6 separate regions of the Homo sapiens genome follow, and all the other regions are linked to region 1. A link is an interaction called in ENCODE POLR2A ChIA-PET data of the cell type or tissue named here. Cell type or tissue: CD4-positive, alpha-beta T cell. All regions are shown on one strand.

Region 1 (4,000 bases):
CCATGGAGAACCCATCAGCGTCAACGTCCACGTCACCAACAACACCAACAAGACGGTGAAGAAGATCAAGATCTCAGGTATCCCAGACAGAGGGTCAGCTTAGGGGACAGCGAGAGGCAATCTTCCCAAGGGCTGGGGGTGGCTGAAGTATCTCCCCTTGTTAACAGCCTTGTATAAAAAATAGCCACTGAAGCCCAGGGCCTGCTCTGAGCCACAGGGCAAAGCTTTTGAGTTGGGTAAGGCAGGCTGCTTATTGGCTAGGTAATGAGTTTGCTCTTTAAGCCACCTCTTCAGTTTCTTGGGTTCTGGACAAAGCTGTCCTTGAGGGGAAGGCTTTGGTTATGGAAGGAAATGGGTGTGTTTGGGGCTACCCTTTGGATGTAAGACAGGGGTGGTCTTATGCAGAAGTCCCCACTGGTGGCCTCTGGCCATTGCCTGGGGCTGAATATCCCCAACCCGGGGACGCCTGTGAGACTCCATGGGAGCTACATTCCCGACTCACTCCACCTTGATTCCTCTCCCTCCCTAGTGCGCCAGTATGCAGACATCTGCCTTTTCAACACAGCTCAGTACAAGTGCCCTGTTGCCATGGAAGAGGCTGAGTAAGTGGGCACAAGTCTGGCCTTGGGCGTATGGGATTGGGTGGGAAAAAGAGAAGCTCTAGGTGTCCTGTTACAGGTCCAGGTGGCTCTTCTCCACCTGGCAGAGGGCTGGGCCTCAGACTTCCTTGCCACTCAGAGTAGATGATCCCGAAGAGCCTTTTAGAAACCATCCACCTGATTTAGCTTCAAGAAAATGCATGCTACAGTCAAGGAAGAGACCCACTAAAACTAGAGTGACAAAACAATAGCTAATGAATGTAAGGGGATTGGGGTTGTGAGAAGAAATAATTACGTTGTACAAGAAACCTAGGTTGAAGGGAAATACTTTGTTCTTGGCTTCCTGGTAGCCAGGGCAAAGTGGGTAAGGCACTAGGTACACAGCTCTTGTCTGATAAAGGGGTAATCCAACTCATTGGGAAAAAGGGGTTGTGTGTGGGAGTGCAGAGAATAATTACACACAAAAAAATCATCTAGGTTTGAGGAGAACTGCTATGGTTGAGCATGGATCGAACTTTGTCCCAGGCTTGTTGGCAGCTAAGGCAAGTGGAGAGATCTGAAGTGAAACATCTTTACTTACCTAAAGGAAGTAAATGCTCCCATTCAAAGACATACACATTTTTTTTTCCTGGCCCTGCAAGTAATTTCTTGGGGCAATTATACCTGATATAATTTTACATGTATATGTGTATTTGTTTATGTATAATTCCAATCAGTATTTCTTGCAACTGAAAATATTTTTAAAATGTTACTACATGGCCTTTGAAATAGTTTTTAATGTCCTATAGGTGAACATGCTATGATTAGATCAAGCTTTCTCTGGTTACTGGATATTTTTCATATCCACTGTTGATTTTTTCAAAAAAATCAGAGCTATGAGGCATAGATTCCTGATGGTAAAGTGAAGTGATCTAGAACCAGAGTAACATATAATCCCTAAAGAGTAGAAAATCCCAACCACTGCAGATGGTGCCAGCGTCTGCATAACGAATACCAGCAGGGATGGCTGGGGAGGCATTTGCACTCACAGACTTGTTTACTTCTCAGGAAGCGCTGTGGGGCTGGGGTTGCTGCTGCCCCAGTATGTAGAGGAGGAAGTGGCTCAGAGAGATGTGACTTGCAAGTTAGCAAGCAGCAAAGCTGGGGCTGGAACACGGTCGTCCGACTCCAAGGCTTGTTCACTATCTGCTGCATGACAGCTCTCTCATTGGAAAGGATGGGGGATAGAGCAAAAGCAAGTAAAAATTGGACAATCAAAACACCCTATATATGATGGATGTGATCAAGCAAGTAAAGTTTTAATTGTTGAGCCTAGATGGTGGGTATATGGGTGCCCAAATAGCTTCATTTATGGTTTATGTGTAGCTATAATTTTTTCTTTTTAAAATGTGTTTAGAGACAGGGCTGGTGCTCACGCCTATAATCCCAGCACTTGGGGAGGCTGAGGCAGGCAGATCACTTGAGGTCAGGAGTTTGAGACCATCCTGGCCAACATGGCAAAACCTCATCTCTACTAAAAATACAAAAATTAGTCGGGCATGGTGGCGCGCCCCTGTGATCCCAGCTACTTGGGAGGCTGAGGTAGGAGAACTGCTTCAACCTGGGAGGTGGAGGTTCCAGTGAGCCAGGATCGCACTACTGTACTCTAGCCTGGGCGACAGAGCAAGACTCTGTCTCAAAAAAATAAAATAAAATAAAATAAAATAAAATAAAATAAATTTAAATTAAATTTGTTTAGAGACAGAGTTTCACTCTGTTGCCCAGGCTGGAGTGCAGTGGTATGATCATGGCTCACTACAGCCAGCCTCGAACTCCTGGGCTCAAGTGATCCTCCTGCCTCAGCCTCCCAAGTAGCTAGGACTACAGGTGTGCACCACCATATCAGGCTAATGTTTAAAATTTTTTGTAGCGATGGGGTCTTGCTATGTTGCCCAGGCTGGTCTCAAACTCCTAGCCTCAAGCAATCCTCCTGTCAGCCTCTCAAGTTGCTGGGATTACAGGCATGAGCAACTGTGCCTGCTGTGGCTGTACTTTTTTTTTTTTTTTTTTTGAGATGGAGTCTTGCTCTGTCACCCAGGCTGGAGTGCAGTGGAGCAATCTCGGCTCACTGTAAGCTCCACCTCCCAGGTTCATGCCATTCTCCTGGCTCAGCCTCCTGAGTAGCTGGAACTACAGGCGTCCACCACCATGCCCGGCTAATTTTTTTGTATTTTTAGTAGAGACGGGGTTTCACCTTGTTAGCCAGGATGGTCTCCAACTCCTGACCTCGTGATCTACCCGCCTCGGCCTCCCAAAATGCTGGGATTACAGGCGTGAGCCACTGCACCCGGCTGGCTGTAATTCTTTAAATAAATGTGCTTTTTAGCACTGTGCTGCTTGACTAGGATAATCTTTTAGAATATCCGAGATTCAGTCCTGTTTGTGCGTAGAATGTAGATGTGCCTCTTTTGAGTGGCAGTGGTCTCCTTGCCCGAGCTGGGCTGGCCCAAGTGGTCCGTGTGTCTGGGGGACAGAGGTTGGGAGAGGGAGACTTGGAGCAGGCTCAGACTAGATATTCTGCTGGGCTGGAGATCAGGGCTGGGGTTGGCTCTGGGGAGGGCCATCTCCACAGCTGCTTCCTTTCTTCCCAGTGACACTGTGGCACCCAGCTCGACGTTCTGCAAGGTCTACACACTGACCCCCTTCCTAGCCAATAACCGAGAGAAGCGGGGCCTCGCCTTGGACGGGAAGCTCAAGCACGAAGACACGAACTTGGCCTCTAGCACCCTGTGAGGACCTGCCCTCCTAGCCCTGGGCTCCTAGTGCATCTTGCCTGATGGGGCCACACCCTCCTTGGTCCCCCCAGTTCAAAGACAAGGCTCAGGCTACCCTCTCCATAGCCTTGTCAGGGCCTGTCCTCAGGTGCTTGACTTGTCAGGGAAGCTGCCTCCTTACTCCCAACCCTACCCAGGGGTGACTGAGAGAATAAGATGGACCACTAGGCCAGCTCACTCAGGCAGTGCTGGGCTCTGCTACCATGCCTGGGGGAGGGCAACCTGGGAAGGCTTCCTGCAAGAGGTGGCAGCTTCTGACGTAATGCCTTCAGTCAGATGGGGTGTCCCTGAGGAGAGACCAGGGTGGTGAGCTGGGTTAGACCCAACATGGGGTGCCCCTCCAAGTCAGGGGTCCCAGGGCATCTGGTCACTCCTGCTGCACAGTCATCGTGGACGCCTCTAGGCTACTCTGCTCCAGCAGAGCCCTGGCTATGGGGATGCCATCTTGCCCTCTTGCCAGTGTGGTCCTTCAGTGGGGCTTTGGCCTACGTCTAGAGCAGCCGCCACTCCCAGCACAGACTCAGCTCTCTTCAGCAGCCCCTGCACAGCCTCCCACTTACCTGAAGCTTTTTGCCCTGTCTCCACCCT
Region 2 (4,000 bases), 110 kb before region 1:
GCACCTCTTCAGTGTGGCGTATGTTTGAGCCCGACAGCCTGGTCTCGCATTCCTGGTCTGGGTTTCTATAGTTACCAGCTAGGCGACCTCAGGTGTGTTATCTGTGCATCAGTTACTTCATCTGTAAAATGTGATGAAAATAATAGTAAACCCACACCCTGGAATAGTTGTAAGAGTAAATGAATTAATACAGGCAAAGTGCTTAGCACATAGTAAAGCATCCGGGATGCAGTGTATTCAATTGGCATTAGTTATTCTTGCTTGGAACCAGTGCCGATGCCAGATCCTAGTGTCACTGAAGAATCTGACTCCGCTGCTGCCTTCCAGGAGCTCAGAGCTGGGAGTGGGGATACAGATAAATGAGTGTGATAGGCATCATAAGGGGCATTACAGTGAGAAGGCGTTGGGGAAGGCAGGGTGTTGGAAAAGATGTCACAGAGTTTCAGTTCTTCAGTGGAGGCTTACAAGAGGCTCAGTTGTTTACCAGAGTAGTGGATGCACCAGGCAGCGTAAATGGGTTGAACACTTTGGGAGCAAGAGAACACCCCTGAATTATGAAAATAGTTTCCTGATTTAAACAATAAAATGCTTTCATTTAAAAATATTGAAAAGAACAAAGAAGGAAATAAAAATGACCCAGGAAAGCCTGGAGATGGTGGCTCACGCCTGTAATCCCAGCACTTTGGGAGGCCAAGGCAGGCAGATCACTTGAGGTCAAGAGTTTGAGACCAGCCTGGCCAACATGGTGAAACCTCGTCTCTAACAAAAATTAGTTGGAAGTGGTGGTGCGTGCCTGTAATCCCAGCTATTCAGGAGGCTGAGGCAGGAGAATCACTCGAACCCAGGAGGTGGAGGTTGCAGCGAGCTGAGATCGCGCCACTGCATTCCAGTCTGGGCGACAGAGCGAGACTCCTTTTGGAAAAAAGAAAAAAGACCCAGGAAAATAAAAATGACACTGTTCTGGTAAGGCAGTGTAAACTACGGGGGCACAAGTTTCCAGATCTCTCCCTAGGTGTCGATACCCACTGTGAGGAGTCAATGTGCACCTGCAATATCACACAAATGGGGGCACCACAATACACCCGGCGGCGAGGGACGCTGGCGCCATGCCTGGAGGGTGGAAAGGGAGTGGGCAGCTCAGGTGGAGGCAGACAGAGGGCAAACTGGAAGCCAGCTCAGTCTATTTCCTATCCCAGTACTGCCACTTACAAGCTTTGTGATCTCAGGCAAGTCACTTAACCTTTCTGAGTCTAAGAGTCTTCATCCATAACATGGAGGAATTATCATTAATTTCATAGAATTTCTATGATTGAATTAAATGGTATCTGTAAAGCATTTAGCTTAGTGCTTAGCACATGGAAAATCCTTGTTAGATGGAATGGGTTAGCATTGCTTTTTTTTTTTTTTTTTTTTTTTTGAGACGGAGTCTCGCTCTGTTGCCCAGGCTGGAGTGCAGTGGCGCGATCTCGGCTCACTGCAAGCTCCGCCTCCCGGGTTCACGCCATTCTCCTGCCTCAGCCTCCCGAGTAGCTAGGACTATAGGCGCCCGCCTCCACGCCCGGCTAAATTTTTTTTGTATTTTTAGTAGAGACGGGGTTTCACCGTGTTAGCCAGGATGGTCTCGATTTCCTGACCTCATGATCCACCCGCCTCGGCCTCCCAAAGTGCTGGGATTATAGGCGTGAGCCACCGCGCCCGGCCGTCATTGCTTTTAATGCAGACAAACAATTTGGCATTTAGGTTTACATTAATCTTCAGTGTTTTTGTTTAGTGAGTCAGTTTCAACAAGTCCTACCCAACACGAACACGTGGCTCATATCTCTGCTCTTAGGGGAAGACCACAAGACACCAGTGCCTTTCATTCTTACACAGAGCAGGCACTATTTCGTTACAGGCAAAAGGACCACACTACCACAACGTAGAGGACAGAGAAAGCTCCTTCAAAGGAAAAATGTGGGAAGAAGTCGGCCACAGATCAGACTGCTGGAACAGAAAGGCCAAGGATGTCCCAGCCCCATCAGGCGTCATGCAGGGGCATGGGACCAGCATCTGTTCTAGAGAGATGGGGCCCAGGAGCAGCTGCAAGGGCCTTCCCAGGGCCAAAAAGGGCCAGGAGCGGGAGGGCAGTTTCAGTGGTCAGCCAGGTAAGAAAGACCAGCTGGACCCTTCTTGAAGCGCTGTTACTGAGCCCAGGTTGAAGACAGGGAACACAGCTGGAATACCCAGAGGCAGTAGGTTTATCTAGTTTAATTTTATTTTCATTTTTTTTTCATCATAAGTTCCGTCTTTGCTATCACTTAATTTTAGGTTTAAAATGCCACCCTTCTTAACTGGCTCTCCCAAAACTGTGCATACTGCGCACTCTGGTGGTCATAACAACCAACTACAGCAACGTGGTCAATTTGTTTCCCAGAAAGGGTTGGGGCTGCTGCTCTCCGCATCCTACCGCCATTACAAACCTGGCCCCCAGCCAAGTGGACACCATTGGTAACCCCATTCAAACTCCATTCAAAGGCCTGAGCATGGAGAACAATACATAGCGGGGGGTGGGCATGCCCCACAGAAACAACAGGCAGGAGACTGGCTTCCCAGGATTTGACTAGTGAAATCCACACATATGGGTCTGAATATACTGTGTGACTCCACTTAAGTAGCTGGAGGACAGGAACAAGAGGCTAACAAGCCAATGCTACCAACTTCCCAGCTTCCTACCCAGAATAAGGCTGTGTGAACAGGCAGCTGGTTAGCTTGGAGGCAAGTGGGGAGGGGAAGAGCCAAGGACTGGCATGCAGCCAAGCTGACCAGGGAGGGACAGGAACCAGGTATGACAGGGAAGAGAGAGCTTTAACTTAGGGGTGAGTGCTGAGGGCTTTCGTAAAGAGAAGCTATTAGAACCATCCAATCTAGTTCAGACCTTGACTCTTGGCCAGGCACGGTGGCTCACACCTATAATCCCAGAACTTTGGGAGGTCAAGGCAGGAGGATGGCTTGAGGCCAGGAGTTCAAGACTAGCCTGGGCAACATAGTGAGATCGTATATCTAAAAATAATAATAATAATAAAAATTAGTCAGGCATGGTGGCCCATGCCTGTAGTCCCAGCTGCTCAGGAGGCTGAGGTGGGGAGATTGCTTGAGCCCAGGAGTTTGAGGATGCAGTGAGCCAAGGTTGTACCACTGCACTTCAGCCTGGGCAACAGAGCAAGACCCTGTCTCTAAAAAAAAAAAAAACAAAAAGCAAGACACACACATACAAAAACCCCAAAACCTGACTCACCAGGCTTGGGAGTCTGAGGTCCTGGCTCCAAGTAACCTCTGCTTAGTTTGGACTTCCCTGGAGAGATGATGGATGTGTTTGCCTCAGGAATGCTGCAAGACCCCACCCAGTCATCAACTTGGGGAGTGTTGGGGAGCCAGAGATCACCTGTAACCCCTTCTTTTAGCTCTTAGTGAGCTCTTCCGCTGGATCTAGAAACGAAATCAACAACAGGCAGATTAACAAGAGAAAAGTATACAAATTTCATTAATTTTACATGTATATGGGGATCTTCGTAAGAGGGTGAAGCATGAAGAAGTGGCCAAAGCAAGAAACTTTTATACTTTTTAGATAGAGTGATACATTTGAGAAGAAATGACAGCACCAAGAAAATCTGGCTATGGGGCAGTAGATTTTCTAGGGAAGTCACTAGGAGATACATGGTAGTGGTGAGCTGTGAACCAAGTGGAAGATAAGGGTTACTGTTAAGTATGTTTATTCAGGTCCATGGTGACTTCCAATTCCCAGTCTCCGTTGATAAGTGTTATTTTCTCTGTCTGGTGTGGAGAAGGGACTCCTCCCAGAGGAATCTTTATTGCTTGCTTCATGTAGCAAGAGACAGGTCAGCTCAGCCTTTCAGAAACTACAATTTCTCCAGTGTTTTCCTCTTGCAATAATCAGTATACCAATCTGGCATATTTCAGGTTGGCGTTGTCTTTTACCCCTTCATGGGGATGTGGAACAATG
Region 3 (4,000 bases), 130 kb after region 1:
GTTCTACAGGTGCTGCAGGGCTCCAGCTTGGGCACTGGCTGGCCTTCAGCCCCCAGCCCTGGCTCTGCCACTGACATGCTGGTCAGGTCTCATTCCCTGCCTGGTCCTCAGTTTCCTTATTATAAAATGGTGGAGGGTGGGGGGTGCAGGTGCAGTGGCTCATGACTACAATCCCAGTGCTTTGGGAGACCGAGGCAGGAAGATTACTTGAGGCCAGGAGTTCGATGCAAGCCTGGGAAACATAGTGAGACCCTGTCTCTACCAAAAATTTAAAAATTAGCCAGGTGTGGTGGCACATGCCTGTGGTCCCAGCTACTGGGGAGGCTGAAGTGGGGAGGATCCCTTGAGCCCAGGAGTTGGAGGCTGCAGTGAGCTATGATCGCACCACTGTACTCCAGCCTGGGCAGCAGAGCGAGACCCTGTCTCTAAAAAAAAAAAAAAAAAAAAAATTTTAATGGTGGTTGGGGATGGGGGTGGTGGGGGTTGGGGGAAGAGTCTCATTCTGCTCTGCCCCTGTCTTTTGGAGTCTCATTCTGCTCATGGCCCACATGAGCTAATGGCTGTGCCACTGTTTTCCTAAAGTGTCAAGTGTGGGATTACAGTTATTAATGTGTCTCCTTGGAGAGAGGACACGGGAGAGGGGTGGTGCAGCAAAGGCTGGGAGGGATGCCGAGGGTGGGAGTTGGGGATGGGGTGAGTGGGGGTGGCAAATGCGCGATGGGAGCAAGCCCCTGCCAGGCCGTGGATAATTTGGAAGAAGGGCCCTGCTCCCTAAAGACTTTGCAACACTGCCCCCTGGGGGCTGGAGAGGAAGCCTGTGCCCTGACTTTTCCTCTGAGGCTTCAGTCAGGGAGGGGACCTTGAAGGACCACTGTCCAGAGGCTGAACTGGGTGGGCCAGAAGAAACCCAGCTAGGGCAGTCATTGCCTGCCCGCGTTCCCCACCTGTCCATTCCACTTCACGAGCCTCTCAAATCTGCAGCCCTGTCCTGGCCTAGCCCACCACTGCTCTTGTCTGGGCCATGCCCCGGCCTCTTTCCTACCTCCAGTTTCACACCAGCCCATCTTCTTGCAAGCCAGAGGGAACTTTCTGACCCTTAAATCCTACCATGCCCCTTTCTGTGTAAAACCCTGACCCAGCTCTCAGTAACCCCAGGAGAGACCATCCTTCTCAGCCTGACACTGAGTGGCCCCTGTCTCTCTGTCCAATCACATCTTCTGCAGGTCACTATCCTCACTCGCAGATGAGACATTACAGGAGTGTTTAGAGCAAGGAAGGCGCTGGGGTAGGACTTCTCGGGTGTGACTGCTGGCTTCCCCCCTTAGTAGCTGTGTTATTTAATTCTTAGTTTGCGGTTTTTTTTTTTTTTTTTGAGACAGAGTCTTGCTCTGTCACCCAGGCTGGAGTGCAGTGGCATGATCTCGGCTCACTGCAACCTCTGCCTCCTGGGTTCAAGCAATTCTCCTGCTTCAGTCTCCTGAGTAGCTGGGACTACAGCTGTGCACCACCACACCTGGCTAATTTTTGTATTTTTAGTAGAGACAAGGTTTCACCATGTTGGCCAGGCTGGTCTGGAACTCATGACCTCAGGTGATCTGCCCATCATGGCCTCCCAAAGTGCTGGGATTACAGGCGTGAGTGCCCAGCCTGCAGTACTTTTTTAAACTGTAAAGTATATATAACATAAAATGTTAACGTAAAATTCAGTGGCATGAAGTACATCTACACTGTTGTACAACCATCCTCACCATCCATCTCCAGACCTCCCTCATCTTTCCAAACGGAGACTCAGATTCATGTGTTCTTCATTCCACCTCTGTTTTCTCATCTGACGGATGGAACTAATCACTGAATGTGTTTTGCATGTGCTTACAGGTGGGTAATAGGTACTCAGGCAATGTTACGATTGTTTTCTTCTCTTGAGGAAGCTGCTCTGGAAAGTCAGTGCAGCAGCACCACATGGAGTGATCTCTAGAAACCCACAGCCTACCGCTGCCCGGCTTCATTTCTGTGGCTCGGGCAGATTTTCTGAGAGCTGCTGGGGAAGCATGCCGCCCATCTCATCTGGGAAGATGAGTCACTTCCTCTGCTGCTGGGTTATGAGCCTAGGGATGGGGAAGGCAGGAAGCAGAACACAAGCAGCTGCTTCTCAGCTGGGCGGGGCCTCCGCAGTGGCTCACATAAGAACCACGTGGCAAGGTGGATTCTCTCTGGTGTCTGGACCAGGGTAGGACACCCTAACTTGCCTGTGTGCCAGCTCTCTCAGGAGGGGCTGGAGCAGGCTAACTTGCTTCCATCAGTGTTGCTTATTCAGAGCACAACAGTTTGCGTTTTGCTTGATTCTCTCCTTTTCACATCATGCTCCCAACACATCATCCGCCCCCCACATTCTGTGCACACACTTCCAAGATTCACTCACTCCAACTGTTCCTGGCATGCGCGTCTAAAATCATCTCACCTTCCAAGTGGCACTGTCCTCATTTAAATGCATGTCTTTTTTTTGTCCCCTAGGTGGAACTAGGGGAGAGACCAGGCCTCAGGCCTCCCTGATGGATCCTGGTTTCTGGCCTGCTCTCTGGCCAGGGGAGCAAGTGGATCTCTCCAGCAAACAAGCTGAATGGTGGTGTCAGAATCAGAGCTGGGTCCAGACAGGACGCTTAGAGGGCCACAGAATCTCCTCCTAAGAGTCCTTCAGCTGGGGACTCTAGTCTTTTCAGTTAAAGACATCAACCATCCTCCAGAAAGAGCCAGCGGTGGCAAGCAGTTAGCTTAAGCAAACCAGTCAAGTCTTTGGAGTAGCTTAGGCTGGAACTCGGCCAACATTAGTTGTGTGGCATGGGGCAGATACTTCATTTTTCTAAGCCTCAGTTTCTTCTTCAAAATGGATGCAATGATCATGACTAACACTCATTATTTGCCAAGCACTGTTCTAAGCACTTGTATCAGCTCAGTTAATGCTCCAAACAACCTATTATAATCCCCAATTTACAGATGAGGAAACTGAGGTACAGAGAGACCTGCCAAGGTCACACAGTTGGTAAGAGGCAGATCAGGATCTTAACCTAGACAATCTGGCCCCAGAGTCCAAGCCCCTAACCATGGCACTTAACCGTCTCAGAGGGCAAATTTGAGGACTCAGTCATTATCCACTGGTCCCTAAGCCATGAGGTTGAATACAGAATGATCCAAGTACTAAGCTGCTGCCTTTGACTGACCCTGGGCATTTTACTTTCCTTGTCAAATCTCAGGTTTCCCTCCTACAACAGGAGGGGCTTGAACCCCAGCTCCGGCTCAGCAGAGAGCTCACCATTTGCCTGGAAACCTGCCCCTCCCTGGTCCCTGTTCTGAGCCCCTCCCATCTCCTCAGAGTCAGCCCCCATCCCTGCAGCCTGTGTGGCAACTCTGCCTTCATATTTCTGTCTGTCTTATTCCCTCTTCTCCCTAAATTCAAAGACCACTCCTTGTTCCTGTAGAACCCTTGCACAGCCTCCTTAATCATCTGTGACTCCCGTCTCCCTAGTTCTAATCCATCCTCCACATTCTACTGGAGCCATCTTTCCAAACACTAATCTTTTTTTTAGACAGGATCTTACTCTGTCATTCAGGCTGGAGTGCAGTGGTGCCATCCTAGCTCACTGTAGCCTCAAACAAGCAATCCTCCCACCTCAAGCTTTCCAAGTAGCCGGGACCACAGGCATGCACCACCATGCACAGCTAATTTTTTTTATTTTTATTTTTGTAGAGACAGAGTCTTGCTATGTTGCCCAGGCTGGTCTCAGACTCCTGGGCTAAAGTGATCCTCCCACCATGGCCTCCCAAAGTGCTGGGATTACAGGTGTGAGACACCTTGCCCAGCTCCCAACCCTAATCTTATTGTGCCCAGCCATTCTCCTCAGAGCAAAGCCTATTTCTTAGCCTAACATTTGCTGCTCATCACCACACACCTATAACCTACCTTTTGCACTTTCATCCCTGGCGCCTGCATATGCACAGTTCCCTC
Region 4 (4,000 bases), 120 kb before region 1:
TCTTGAGCTCAAGCCATCGCCTGCTTCAGCCTCTGGAATAGGTGGGACCACATGCATGCACCACCACACCCTTTTTTATTTTTTGTAGAGCGGGGGTTTCCCCATGTTGCCCCGGCTGATCTTGAATTCCTGAGCTTAAGTGATCCTACGCCTGGCCTTAAAATCTAGCTTTTAAGAAGCAATTACATTCACTAAGCCCAGATTCACTGTTCCGTCTGTCCCCTTAAGTTCATAAAGGATAAACCTGCCGGGCGCGGTGGCTCACGCCTGTAATCCCAGCACTTTGGGAGGCTGAGGCAGGCGGATCACGAGGTCAGGAGATCCAGACCGTCCTGGCTAACACGGTGAAACCCCAACTCTACTAAAAACACAAAAAATTAGCAAGGTATGGTGGCGGGCGCCTATAGTCCCAGCTACTCGGGAGGCTGACGCAGGAGAATGGCGTGAACCCGGGAGGCGGAGCTTGCAGTGAGCCGAGATCGCGCCACTGCACTCCAGCTTTGGGGACAGAGCAAGACTCCGTCTCAAAAAAATAAATAAATAAATAAACCAACTTAGCATTTATAACAATTATAGGTGATGGCCAGTCAAATGAGTTTTACCTGGTGGCTAAGATAATGATTTCTGTCCTGGTTGGTGTAACTCGCACCTCAACTCCAGAGTAGCCATCTTCAGCCAGCTCCCGAGTAAGAAACTCATTCAGTTCAGCTTTGAAGATGCCATCAGCGACAAACTAATCCAAACAAAGCAAAGTTCAAAATTAGGAGATCGGTGTAGGCTCACTTTCGCCTGAGCCAGTCTAGTCTTATTAGTCAATGCATCCCTCACCAAAACTAAATACCTCCAACCAATGGTTCCAAACCCTTGTTCCAACAGGAGTGCAGCAACCCTTCTCAGACAAATGCCTCTAAGTCATCTTTAGGAAATTACTTCAACCAGGGCTCTTTAAACTGTGCCACAGAACGCAGCACAGAGTAGGCCACCTGGGCAAAGAGAACATCCCCAAGTCAGACTCGTCATCATCTCTTCATCGAAGGGTTTAAAACAGTTCCACATGCAAAACAAGAAACTGCTCTAATGGCCTATTTACACTTCATTCAGCACAGCAAAGACACTGTACTTGTCACTGTTAAGGAATAGATAGTAGACTTAACATATAAGCTCTCTCACTTGTAGACACAACCTGCACCGTCTAAAGAATCCCAGCCATGTTATTTGGCTTTACGGTACCAACAGAGCTGGCAAATCCTAACTCTCGAGAAGTTGTGGATTTAATTTTGACATCGAAGTGTATATACGAAATGACAAACTGTCTATTTTTAAAGCTAATGATTTTTACACAGTTCTATCCCATGTAATGACAAGGCGTTAAATCCGAGGCAGCTTCCTCCCGGGGTCCCCAGACGGAGCAAGCAACCGTCAGCAACCCTTCAAGTTGAGGTCCTGGGGCCAGCGGACTGTACCCAGAAACGACCAGTTAAGGCAAGAATACACTGCTGCCTTCTCTTCCCAAAACCACGGGATAAGACATGAGGGAAATGACACACGCCCTCAAAATACCACGTTTACTAATTCCGTTGACCGACAAATGCTCACAAACGCCTTCTCCGGGACAGAAGGGGCGCCTGGTGCCCATCTCTCTGCGCTTCACTTGGAACCCGGCCACACAGCGCCCTCCTGGCTGGGGCCTCTCACTCAATCCACCGCCATCCGCGGCCCGCAGGAACGCCAGGAAGCCTAGGCCGCTTCCAGGGCAGGCCACGGAGCTGCAGGCCTCGCGGTGGCACCCCGAGAAGCCCTCGACCCGCGCGGCGCCGTCGTTCTCCGAACCCAGTCCCCAGAGGCTCACCTTCCTCTTCTTGGATATTTGCACTGCCATCTTGCCGCCGCGCTCCGCTGAAAGGAAAGGAAGTGGCTCGCGGGCGGAAGTGAGTATAAAGGGCGCGAGCGACGACGGAGGGCTGCGCTGCGTGCACGCCTGTGGGTGCTCATGGGAAATGTAGTTTTTACGTAAGTAAGGCGTCCAGGGAAAGAAGAATGTAGGCAGGAACAGGAAAGGGGCTTCATCCAGCAGGACTTCTAAACTTCAGGGGACCTTAGAGTTCAATTCTCATAGTTTCAAAACAAGCAATGTGAGGTGCAGAGGTGGAAATTACAGGTATAAGTTCACACAGCAAGAGAGATTAACCAGCGTGGAACTCTGGCCCCTACACTTTCAGGGTGGACACTGTAATGAAAATCTGCTGAAATCCCTCAGTGAAACTCATTTAAGACTCCTCTTTGGGAGGCCAAGGCGGGCGGATTACTTGAGGTCAGGAGTTCGAGATTAGCCTGGCGAACATGGTGAAACCCCGTCTCTACTAAAAATAGAAAAATTAGCTGGGAGTGGTGTCGGGCACCTGTAATCCCAGCTACTCGGGAGGCTGAGGTGGGAGGATTGCTTGGACCTGGGAGATGGAGGTTGCAGTGGGCCAAGATCCTACCACTGCACTCTAGCCTGGACCACAGAGTGAGACTCTGTCTCAAACAAACAAACAAACAAACAAACAAAACAACTCATGTCCCCCAGTCTGTACCCATTTCCTCCATTCCAAATGATAATAATAAAACCTGATACTTACTAAGTGTCCTAGGGACTGCGTTCTGTGTCCTTTATGTTGTTCTCATTTACCCCACCTTACTTTCATCAAGTCCATTACAATTTGTAACAGAAGTCCCAGAAGGTCCCATGGGCCCGCCCTTCCTTCCTTCCTTCCTTCCTTCCTCTCTCTTTCTCTCTCTCTTTCTCTCCTTTCTTTCTTTTCTCTCCGGTTGCCCAAGCTGGAGTGCAGTAGTACGATCTCAGCTCCCTGCAACCTCCACTTCCCAGGTTCAAGTGATTCTTCTGCCTTGGCCTCCTGAGTAGCTGGGATTACAGGTGCACACCACCACACCCAGCTAATTTTTGTATTTTTAGTAGAGATGAAGTTTCACTATGTTGGCCAGGCTGGTCTTGAACTCCTGACCTCAAGTGATCCACCTGCCTTAGCCTCCCAGAGTGCTGGGATTACAGGCATGAGCCACCGTGCCTGGCCTTCTTTTTCAATTAAAAAAAATTCTAGCCAGGTGCAGTGGCTCAGGCCTGTAATCTTAGCACTTTGGGAGGCCAAGGCAAGTGGATAGCTTGAGGCCAGAAGTTTGAGACCAGTCTGGGCAACAGAATGAGACACCCTCATCTCTATGAAAAGTGAAAAAAGAAAATTATCCAGGTGTGGTGGTGTGTGCCTGTAGTCCCAGCTACTCTGGAGGGAGATGTGAGAGGATTGCTTGAGTACAGGAGGTCTAGGCTGCAGTGAGCCGTGATTGTGCCACTGCACTCAGCCCGGGCAACAGAGTGAGACTCAGTCTAAAAAAAATAAAAAATTAAAAATGTCCCTTCATTTTTTAATGAAGCTTACAGAACAGTTGAAAAAACTGTACGTGTATGCATCACCAAGCTGAGGGGGAATTGAGAATGATGCTACAATTAATATTTTGCTGTTGCTTTATCGTGGATCTACTCATCCCTGTAGCCACCCACCAATACATCTTTTGAGGCATTTCAAAGTAAGTTGCAGACATTGGTAAACTTTACCCCTAAACACTTCAATAACAGTTTTATTTTATTTATTTATTTATTTTTGAGACGAAGTCTTACTCTGTTGCCTAAGCTGGAGTGCAGTGGTGCGATCGCCGCTCACCGTAACCTCCACCTCCCGGGTTCAAGCGATTCTCCTGCCTCAGCCTCCTGAGTAGCTGGGACTACAGGCAAGCACCGCCATGTCCAGCTAATTTTCATATTTTTAGTAGAGATAGGGTTTCACTATGTTGGCCAGGCTTGTCTTGAACTCCTAACCTTGTGATCCGCCCACCTCGGCCTCCAAAAGTGCTGGGATTACAGGCGTGAGCCACCGCACCCAGCCAACAGTTTTATTTTAAGTTTGAATAGTTTTCTTCATTTAAAAGTCAGGGTATTTCTCTC
Region 5 (4,000 bases), 53 kb before region 1:
TCTCTGCCTCCAGCTTAGAGGAAGACTGGGGAGAACATTCCATTCCTAGCAGACCCTTTCTCTTGGCCTCACAATGGATTTGAAGCTCTGTGCAAACTGTTTATATTTCTTCGGCAGAGTTTATTACCCAGGCAGGCCTTCTGCAATTAATTACAAGCAAAGCAAATAACTTGTCCTTAGGAGGCTGGGCTTGGCATAAACATTTACATATAGCCAGGGGCCAGCCCAGGGGCTGGGCTCTTTCCTGCAGCCTTTGGAACAGAGAGATTAGAGGATCAGGGTGGTGTGGGGTGTTATGGGGTGGGGTGGGGAGAAACAGCTTTCCTTCAACAGCTTTTCCTGGACTCCTCCTTAGCCCTTGAGATGCTGTGCTTATGCTTTCTTTCAATCTTCCTAATTACCCAAGTAGAGTCCCTGTTTGTAGTTGAGGAATTGAAGGCTCAGCTAAGTTCAGCAATTTGTCTGAACACACAGCTTGCAGGAGCAGCAGGATCTGAAGGTTCACGTGGCAGCTGTGTAGGTAAATAGACTAGAAGAGAGAGGCTAGAAGTTGGGAAATGAGTGACAGATTGTTCGTTCGTTCATTTATTCATTCAGTGCAAATTTGTCAGGCCTCTGTCATGTGTGAAAGGGAGTCTGAGAGGCAGTAGTGACTTTTTTTTTTTTTAGAGACAGGGTCTCAGTCTTGTCATTCAGGCTAGAGTGCAGTGGTGCAATCACATCTCACTGCAGCCTCGAACTCCTGGGGTCAAGTGATCCTCCTGCATCAGCTTTTCAAGTAGCTGAGACTTGTAGCACAGGTATGTGCTACCATGCCTGGGTAGATTTTAAAATTTTTTGTAGAGATGGAGTCTTACTATGTTGCCCAGGCTGGTCTCAAACTCTTGGGCTCAAGCAATCCTCCCACCTTGATCTCCCAAAGCACTGGGATTACAGGCATGCACCACAGTGCCCAGCCAGTAGTGATTATTGTGACTGTTCGTCCCCACATGGAATGTCAGAAACCCTCTGAGGATGGTCCCATTAACAGGCTAATGTGTGGCAGAAGGTGGTTTCGTGAAAGGCCAGGAAGGCAGTGGTCCGCGTAGTGGTCATAGTCACACCATCTTACACAAAGAGACAGCTTGAGTGGATGTAGTCTTTAACAGGAGGGGCTCTGCAAGGACAACCCACTCCTCCCACCCTAGAATCTGGAATTCTAGATCCCTGAACCCTGCTTTTAGGCAGAGATGGCTCAGAGAAGGTTTGGCTCAAGGTTACACAGCAGCAAGGTTCAGTGGCTCACACCTGTAATTCCAGCACTTTGGGAGGCCAAGGCAGGAGGATCACTTGAGCCCAGGAGTTCCAGGCCAGCCTGAGCAACATGGTGAGACCCTCCATCTCTATAAAAAATACAAAAAATTAGCTAGACATGGTGGTGCGTGCCTATAGTTCCAGCTACTCAGGCGGCTGAGGTGGGAGGATCAGTTGAACACAGGATGTTGAGGCTGCAGTGAGCCCTGTGAGCCGTAATTGTTACTGCATGTCAGCCTGGGTGACAGAGCAAGAACTTGTCTCAAAAAAAAAAAAAAAAAAAAAAAGTTACACAGCAGGAAGGAATGGTCCCAGCGAAGTGCTGTTTCTAGTGTGTTTACATTTGAGAGGTGCAGTGACCAATTTGCATGGGAAACCCTTACTGGCTGCCCCACTCTCTTCAGGGCTCTGAGTTCAGTGTTTTCTGACGGCCCTCTCAGCCCAGCCGTTCCCGTTCCACTCAATGGTTTTGCTGTGCAGATCTCTGGAGCCATCTGCTGGGGGCCATCTTCCTCTGTGCATTGAGGAATACTGGGATCCAGGGAGGGCAGGAGCAGGGCACTCCTGTCTATACGCATCTTGGATGTGGTATGCCTGGCCCCTGGCCCTGGATCCTGGGACTCCTTGGCTGGACAGGAGCCCATCCCAGAGGGTGAGACTGCAGCCTCCAGGCCTCTGCAGCTTCAGACTATAGTAGAGTCTGGGACTTGGCCTGAGCTGTCCACACCAGGTGGCCAGCAGTTGGCACAGAGCCCAGAATGTGGTAACAGATGCCCAGGGAAGGCATGACACTTGGGATGGGTGAATGGCTGGTGGGAGACAAGGATGTAAGAAGGGCACTTTCATTTGGGCGGCAGGGGCTTCAGTTCAAGTCACCATCTGTATCACAAATGAACCTCAATGTTGTCTTCTGGGGAATGGGGATGAACAACTGTCCTCATTCACAGGGTTTTAGGGAGGAGGAACAGGCAGCAACTGACTATTCACAATAGCCAAAAAGTGGGAACAGACAGCCTAAATGCCCATCTGCAGATGAATGGATAAACAAATGGTGGTATATCCATGCTGTACAACATTATTCACCCATGAGAAGGAATGAAATACTGATCCATGCTATAAAGTGGACGAACCTTGCAAACCTTACGTGAAATGAAAAAAGCCAGACACAAGAGGTCACCTATAGTATGAGTCAACTTGTATGAAATATCCAGAATAGAGAAATCCATAGAGACAGAAAGCAGACACTGGTAGTTGCCAGGGGTTGGAGAGAGGAAAGAATGGGGAGAGACTACATAGTGAGTAAGGGGTTTTACTTTGGAGTGATGGAAATGCGTTGGATCTAGATAGAAGTGGCGGTTTTGCACAACGTTGTGAATGGACTAAATGCCACTGAATTGTTCACTTTATGTATTTATTTTATTTTTATTTATTTATTTGTAGAGACAGGGTCTTGCTGCATTGCCCAGGCTGCTGTCAAACTCCTGAGCTCACCCAGGCGCAATGGCTCATGCTTGTAATCCCAGCACTGGGAGGCCAAGGTGGGCAGATCACCTGAGGTCAGGAGTTCGAGACCAGCCTGGCCAACATGGCGAAACCCCGTCTCTACTAAAATTACAACAATTAGTATGGTGTGGTGGTGAACGCCTGTAATCCCAGCTACTTAGGAGGCTGAGGCAGGAGAATCGCTTGAACCCAGGAGGCAGAGGTTGCAGTAAGCCGAGATCACGCCACTGCACTCTAGCCTGGGCGACAAGAGCAAGACTCAAAAAAAAAAAACAAAAACAAAAAACAAAACAAAACAAAAAAATAAACAAACTCCTGAGCTCAAGTGATCCTCCTGTCTTGGCCTCCTAAAATGCTGGGATTACAGGCATGAACCACTGCACCCACCTCAATAAATTATTTTTTCTGCTGGTTGATGTGGTTCGCACCTGTAATCCCAGCACTTTGGAAGGCTGAGACAGGAGGATTGCTTGAGTCCAGGAGTTAGAGATCATCCTCGGCAACCTAGTGAGACTCTGTTTCAAAAAAATACATTTTATACAATTATTCTTTTTTTTTTTTTTTTTTTTTTGAGATGGAGTTTCGCTCTGTCACCCAGGCTGGAGTGCAGTGGCGCCATCTCGGCTCACTGCAAGCTCCGCCTTTTGGGTTCACGCCATTCTCCTGCCTCAGCCTCCCGAGTAGCTGGGACTACAGGCACCCGCCACTGCGCCCAGCTAATTTTTTGTATTTTTAGTAGAGACAGGGTTTCACCGTGGTCTTGATCTCCTGACCTCGTGACCCGCCCGCCTCGGCCTCCCAAAGTGTTGGGATTACAGGCGTGAGCCACCACGCCCAGCACAAAATTATTCTTAAAAATAACAAGAGTCTGGGCATGGTGGCTCATGCCTGTAATCCCAGCATTTTGTGAGGCCAAGATGGGCAGATCACTTGAGCTCAGGCCTTTGAGATGAGCCTGGGCAACATGGCAAAACTCTATCTCTACTAAAAATACAAAAATTAGGCATGGGTGTGGTGGGGCATGCCTGTAGTCCCAGCTACTCGAGAGGCTGAGGTAGGAGGTTGAAGCTGTAGTGAGCCATGATTGCAGCCCTGCACTCTAGCCTGGGCTGGAGTGACACCCTGTCTCAAAAAAAAAAAAAAAAAAAGACAGTAATTTTAAAAAGGCAGTGTGTAGTAAGAGGGGATGGGGTTGCGATGAGAC
Region 6 (4,000 bases), 65 kb before region 1:
CAACCAGAGCTCTCTGGGAAGGGGATTGGCGGCTCATTCCCGCCTCAGGGCCTTTGTTCCTGCTGCGCCTCTCTGTCTACTTGGTCCAATCCTACTTCCTAAATAGGTGCCCCGGCCACGGAGCCATTCTCTCCCGGCCTCTGGAGGGCGCGCTCCATTCTTCATCCTCATCCTCAGTCATGTACTGAGCCTTTCCCGGGTGTGGGCAGTGGCATGGGAGAGTAGGGAGTCCCTCCTTAGGATGGACATCTGGGTCTGGCTGCAGTCCCTCCAGTGTGGTTTGACCCGGCCTGAGGAGGGGACCATGGTTTCCGATGACCCACCGGTGATCAAGGAGCTCTTTATTCAGCTGGACAGCCTCCCTTGGCTGGCAGAGCACAGAGCTCCCCATCGGCTCCCCACTGGGCAAGTACTCAGAACCCACCTAATTACTGGGGACAGAATTCTGGGCACTGCATCCAGCAGGCTGCGGTCATAATCAGCTAATTAAACCACCCAAGCATTGCTCCTTGGCCCAGAGCAGAGGGAAGGGGGGTGAGGTGGTGAGGCTGGGAGGAGATGTAACAGGGGAGGCTCAGAAATGGGTCTGCAGAGCAGGGCTCGGAGAGGGAAGCAGGAAGTGCAGAGGGAAGGTGAGAAAGAGGGAGAGAAGTGGGCAGATGCCCAAAGGTGCCATCTGAGGAGAGCACCCAAGTGGGGTGAATGGAGGGAAGGGGCTCTGGCCTGGGAGACAGGGATCTCACTTCTTCACTGTCCCTGTGCTGCCATAGGCAAGCTGCTTTTCCTCATTGGGCCTCAGTTTCTCTATGTGTCAAGCAGGAAGTAGGAGAGGCTTTGGCCTAGAGGCTCCTCCCTAGGACCCTTTCCTTCTCTCGTTAGGAGGGGAGAGGGCGTGAGCAGCAGTGTGATTCTGGCGGGACAGCTTGGCCTCTGGCAGCCCTGCCTTCTGGAAGTGGCAGACAGTGTAGGAGTCTGAGCCAGCCTAGACTGGGTGGGAAGGGAAGACAGTTGGGAGCAGCAGTCTGCCCACCTGGCTCCCCAAGCATGTCCTGCCCTTGAGCCTTGGTCCTGTCTTTGGGACTGTCCTGTGGTTCCCAAACTAGTCCTCAGCGAGGGACTCTTTAAGGCCGAGGGCTCCCTCCCCAGGGCTGGGCAGTGTCATTTCCATCTGTGTAGGAATTGCCCAAGTAGCACCCTCAGAGAGTGTGGAGGAGGGGCTCCCAGAGCTAGAGGCAGGAGGTTTGGAGTTTGGAATTCAGAGTTAGGCAGACTCTGCTCTACTGCTCACTTGCTAGCTCCATGACCTTCAGCTTGGGTCTTAAACTCTCCGGCCTCAGTTTTCTCCTTTGGGAAATAGGTATAATAATATTAATGGGGTTTCTGTGGGCAGAGAGGGTAAGGGCTTCATAAAAAGCCATTGTCGGCCAGGCATGGTGGCTGACGCCTGTAATCCCAGCCTCTTGGGAGGCTGAGGTGGGCAGATGACCTGAGGTCACGAGTTCGAAACCAGCCTGGCCAACATGGTGAAACCTCGTCTCTACTAAAAATACAAAAATTAGCCAGGTGTGGTGGCACACACCTGTAATCCCAGCTACCAGGGAGGCTGAGGTGGGAGGATTGCTTGGACCCGGGAGGTGAAGGTTGCAGTGAGCTGAGATCTTACTATTGTACTCCAGCCTGAGTGACAGAGTGAGACTCTGTCTCAACAACAACAACAAAAAAGCCATCATCATTCAAGACTGAGGGTGGATCTCAGCTCCTTCCCTCTCCCATGTCCCCTTCCTCCTCTTTCATCCCTCTTTTCCATGGTCCAGGGTAGTGTACACAGCTGAGTGCGCGGGGGTGGGGGCACAGGGAGTGGGGGCTGTGCCGGCCAGCGGAGAAGCTCCAAGGAAGGCAGGAAGGGAAGTGAGATTGCCCAGGGCCAGCAGCAGCAGTGTGGTGCTGGGGCTGCTGGCGCCACTCCCCTCTGGCCCCTCACCCACGGCAGATTCTCTAGGAGGAAGTGGGGAGAGATTGGGGAGCAGGAAGCTGGGGGCGGTTGTGGAGGGAAGTCCCTTGGCATCCTGGCCCCAGGCTCCTCTTTCTTAACCCTCACCCCTGTGCAGAGCCCCGAGCCTGGCTTTCTGCCAAGGGAGCCAGCAGGCCACTGTTTCACACACTCAGAAAACAACAGCTTTCCTGGTTCCCAACCCCAAGTAGGAGGTGCCTGCTTGGAGCTCAGGCACTTGGAAAGCAGCGCCTGCTACAGGGTCTGCCAGGTCTGGAGGAGGCAGCAAAAGAGAAGAAAGACCCCCAGCCCCCACAGCCTCTCCTCGTAGTGCTGGGCTGAGATATGCCAGGGACTCTGACTCCAAGGCAGCTGGTTACATAACTGAGCATGCCTCCCTGCTCCTTTCCTCCCTGTTTCCCCAGAGGGGCCTTGGAGGAGGTGCTGCATTGCTCAGAATTCCTGCACCCAGAAGGTCGTGGGGAGCATCCCCCTGCCTTGGATAGTGGTAGTGCCGCCCACACTGTGTAGAATGGTGAGCCATGTATGCTTCCTCAGTGCAGGCCTCTGGGGTTGGCTCTGAGCATTGTCCCCTCCAACTCTCTTGGGAGCAGAGCTGCAAAGCGGGGAAGCCTCATTAGAGGAAACAGGCCTCGTCCTGAGATAATTTGCCTGCAAACTGCCCCCAGAGGGCAACTGGCCTCTGCAGCCAGAGGAACAAATAGCTAGCATTTTACAGTTTGTTCCATTCAATTCCACAAACATTTCTCCCTCCACTCAAGGCATGTCCCGAAGTGGCCGGGCCTGTCCCAGTGGTGTGTCTCTCTCCGAGTGGGAAGGGGATTTATGGAGCAGCTCTGCTCTGCCTCCCGCCTGAGGCTGCCCTTTCTCCGAAGTTGAGGGCCTGGCCTTCCCAGGTTCTGGGTGGCAAGAAACCTCATGACATGGAACACTATCTCCCCGGGCCTCGGGCTAGGAGTTTTCAGGGTTAGCTTATATCGTTTCTGTTAGGCCATCGCTGCCCTCCTGAGGAGGTTCCAAGGAACAAAGCTTTCTCTCTGTGCCACACCCCGGGCCCTGTGCTGGGCACCTGAAATATGAAGAGGACCCAGACAAGTCTCTGCCCTCATGCTGCTCAGATGTATTGGGAGAGAGGAAATAGATGATCTCAACAGCTGCCAGAAGAGGGGTAGTGGGCATCTGTTTATAGCAGGGACAAAACAGGGCCAGAGGTTAAGGATCAGAGGCAGCTCCCCAGAAGTAGGGACTCACGACCTGGTTGGAAAGTGCGTTTGTGTGAGCCAGAGGTAGTACTCTTCCTGGCAGTATCTCTGTGACATGTGTTTTCATCCAGGACTGACTTCCTTCAGCAGACTTGAGAAACCTACTATGTGCCGGCATAGTGTCAGGCACTGGTTTCATCTGCTGTCAGTAAGGAGTGTCTTGGGAATGCAGACTGCTTGAGGACAAAAAAACTAGGGTGAAAAGTGAAAGTTCTGCCACAGGGCATCACAGTAAGTGTTTCTGCCTGGAGAAAGAAAATGGGGTGGGTATATCAGGAGACACTGGGCTCAGCAAACCTGCCATTGGAAACCAGGGTCTACTGTCCTGAGGGTATGGAGAGGAAAGCTTCCCTCTAGCCCAGGAGACACTGCAGAGATCTGATGGCTCTTCCCAGAGGAGCCCATGGGCATGAGACAGTTGAGAAACTATGTCTTAGGAGAAACAGCTCCAGGCTTTGGGGCTGGCAGCCAGGGGCCATGTGCGCTGGTCTCTACAGATTGGAGGGCTATCTTTGGGCACACTGAGGCCACGTGGAGTGGTGGAGAGGAGGCAGCAGGCTGGGGTTCTCCCCTCCCCTTTACCAGTAATTGCATGTCTGTAGGCAAGTTTTCCAGCCTCTGGAGATAATGTGTTCATCCTTTCTCGGTTACAGCTGTGCTAATTAAAGCACCCAGCACATTAGCAGGGCTCATCACTGGTTGATGTTATGATGGGTCTCTATTGCCC

The links. ChIA-PET counts read pairs that join two places held together with the same protein. Peaks named below come from ENCODE experiments on the same cell type or tissue, not always from the same donor. Only the 100,000 strongest peaks of a DNase experiment are listed, where the experiment ranks them.
Region 2: POLR2A ChIA-PET joins it to region 1 with 37 read pairs; 13 of 35 experiments call an interaction of 5 or more read pairs at or near these places.
Region 3: POLR2A ChIA-PET joins it to region 1 with 29 read pairs; 8 of 35 experiments call an interaction of 5 or more read pairs at or near these places.
Region 4: POLR2A ChIA-PET joins it to region 1 with 30 read pairs; 13 of 35 experiments call an interaction of 5 or more read pairs at or near these places.
Region 5: POLR2A ChIA-PET joins it to region 1 with 19 read pairs; 9 of 35 experiments call an interaction of 5 or more read pairs at or near these places.
Region 6: POLR2A ChIA-PET joins it to region 1 with 32 read pairs; 11 of 35 experiments call an interaction of 5 or more read pairs at or near these places.

Annotation. Positions count from the first base shown.
Region 1 is chr11:75,273,441-75,277,440 of GRCh38, reverse strand. It overlaps ARRB1 (arrestin beta 1), which reads left to right. Exons shown (of 16, transcript NM_004041.5): 9 at 1-77; 10 at 530-602; 11 at 3,230-3,367. Among named protein-coding and RNA genes, the nearest start is that of TPBGL, 35 kb to the right of the region's middle. In CD4-positive, alpha-beta T cell, no CTCF peak of the experiment used is centred here; a DNase peak (open chromatin) is centred at 1,680; H3K4me3 peaks cover 649 bases; H3K27ac peaks cover 4,000 bases.
Region 2 is chr11:75,387,258-75,391,257 of GRCh38, reverse strand. No RefSeq gene overlaps it. Among named protein-coding and RNA genes, the nearest start is that of RPS3, 10 kb to the left of the region's middle. In CD4-positive, alpha-beta T cell, CTCF peaks have their summits at 2,159 and 2,360 (motif pointing left); a DNase peak (open chromatin) is centred at 2,387.
Region 3 is chr11:75,141,423-75,145,422 of GRCh38, reverse strand. No RefSeq gene overlaps it. Among named protein-coding and RNA genes, the nearest start is that of SLCO2B1, 7.7 kb to the left of the region's middle. RefSeq lists an enhancer at 1,632-2,831. In CD4-positive, alpha-beta T cell, a CTCF peak has its summit at 811 (motif pointing left); DNase peaks (open chromatin) are centred at 792 and 2,132; H3K27ac peaks cover 1,188 bases.
Region 4 is chr11:75,397,427-75,401,426 of GRCh38, reverse strand. RPS3 (ribosomal protein S3) reads right to left here and starts at 1,909. Exons shown (of 7, transcript NM_001005.5): 1 at 1,850-1,909; 2 at 603-733. The coding sequence starts at 1,879. SNORD15A (small nucleolar RNA, C/D box 15A) reads right to left here and starts at 1,036; the gene lies at 889-1,036. RefSeq lists enhancers at 483-1,346, 1,573-1,932. In CD4-positive, alpha-beta T cell, CTCF peaks have their summits at 1,487 and 1,691; DNase peaks (open chromatin) are centred at 86, 1,006 and 1,936; H3K4me3 peaks cover 2,041 bases; H3K27ac peaks cover 1,939 bases.
Region 5 is chr11:75,326,669-75,330,668 of GRCh38, reverse strand. All of the region lies in intron 1 of ARRB1 (arrestin beta 1), which reads left to right. Among named protein-coding and RNA genes, the nearest start is that of MIR326, 6.5 kb to the left of the region's middle. RefSeq lists enhancers at 1,292-1,381, 3,578-4,000. In CD4-positive, alpha-beta T cell, CTCF peaks have their summits at 1,517 and 1,755 (motif pointing left); DNase peaks (open chromatin) are centred at 1,618 and 1,678; H3K27ac peaks cover 577 bases.
Region 6 is chr11:75,338,860-75,342,859 of GRCh38, reverse strand. All of the region lies in intron 1 of ARRB1 (arrestin beta 1), which reads left to right. Among named protein-coding and RNA genes, the nearest start is that of MIR326, 5.7 kb to the right of the region's middle. RefSeq lists enhancers at 612-1,475, 1,923-2,112, 1,476-2,339. In CD4-positive, alpha-beta T cell, no CTCF peak of the experiment used is centred here; a DNase peak (open chromatin) is centred at 2,059; H3K4me3 peaks cover 946 bases; H3K27ac peaks cover 3,233 bases.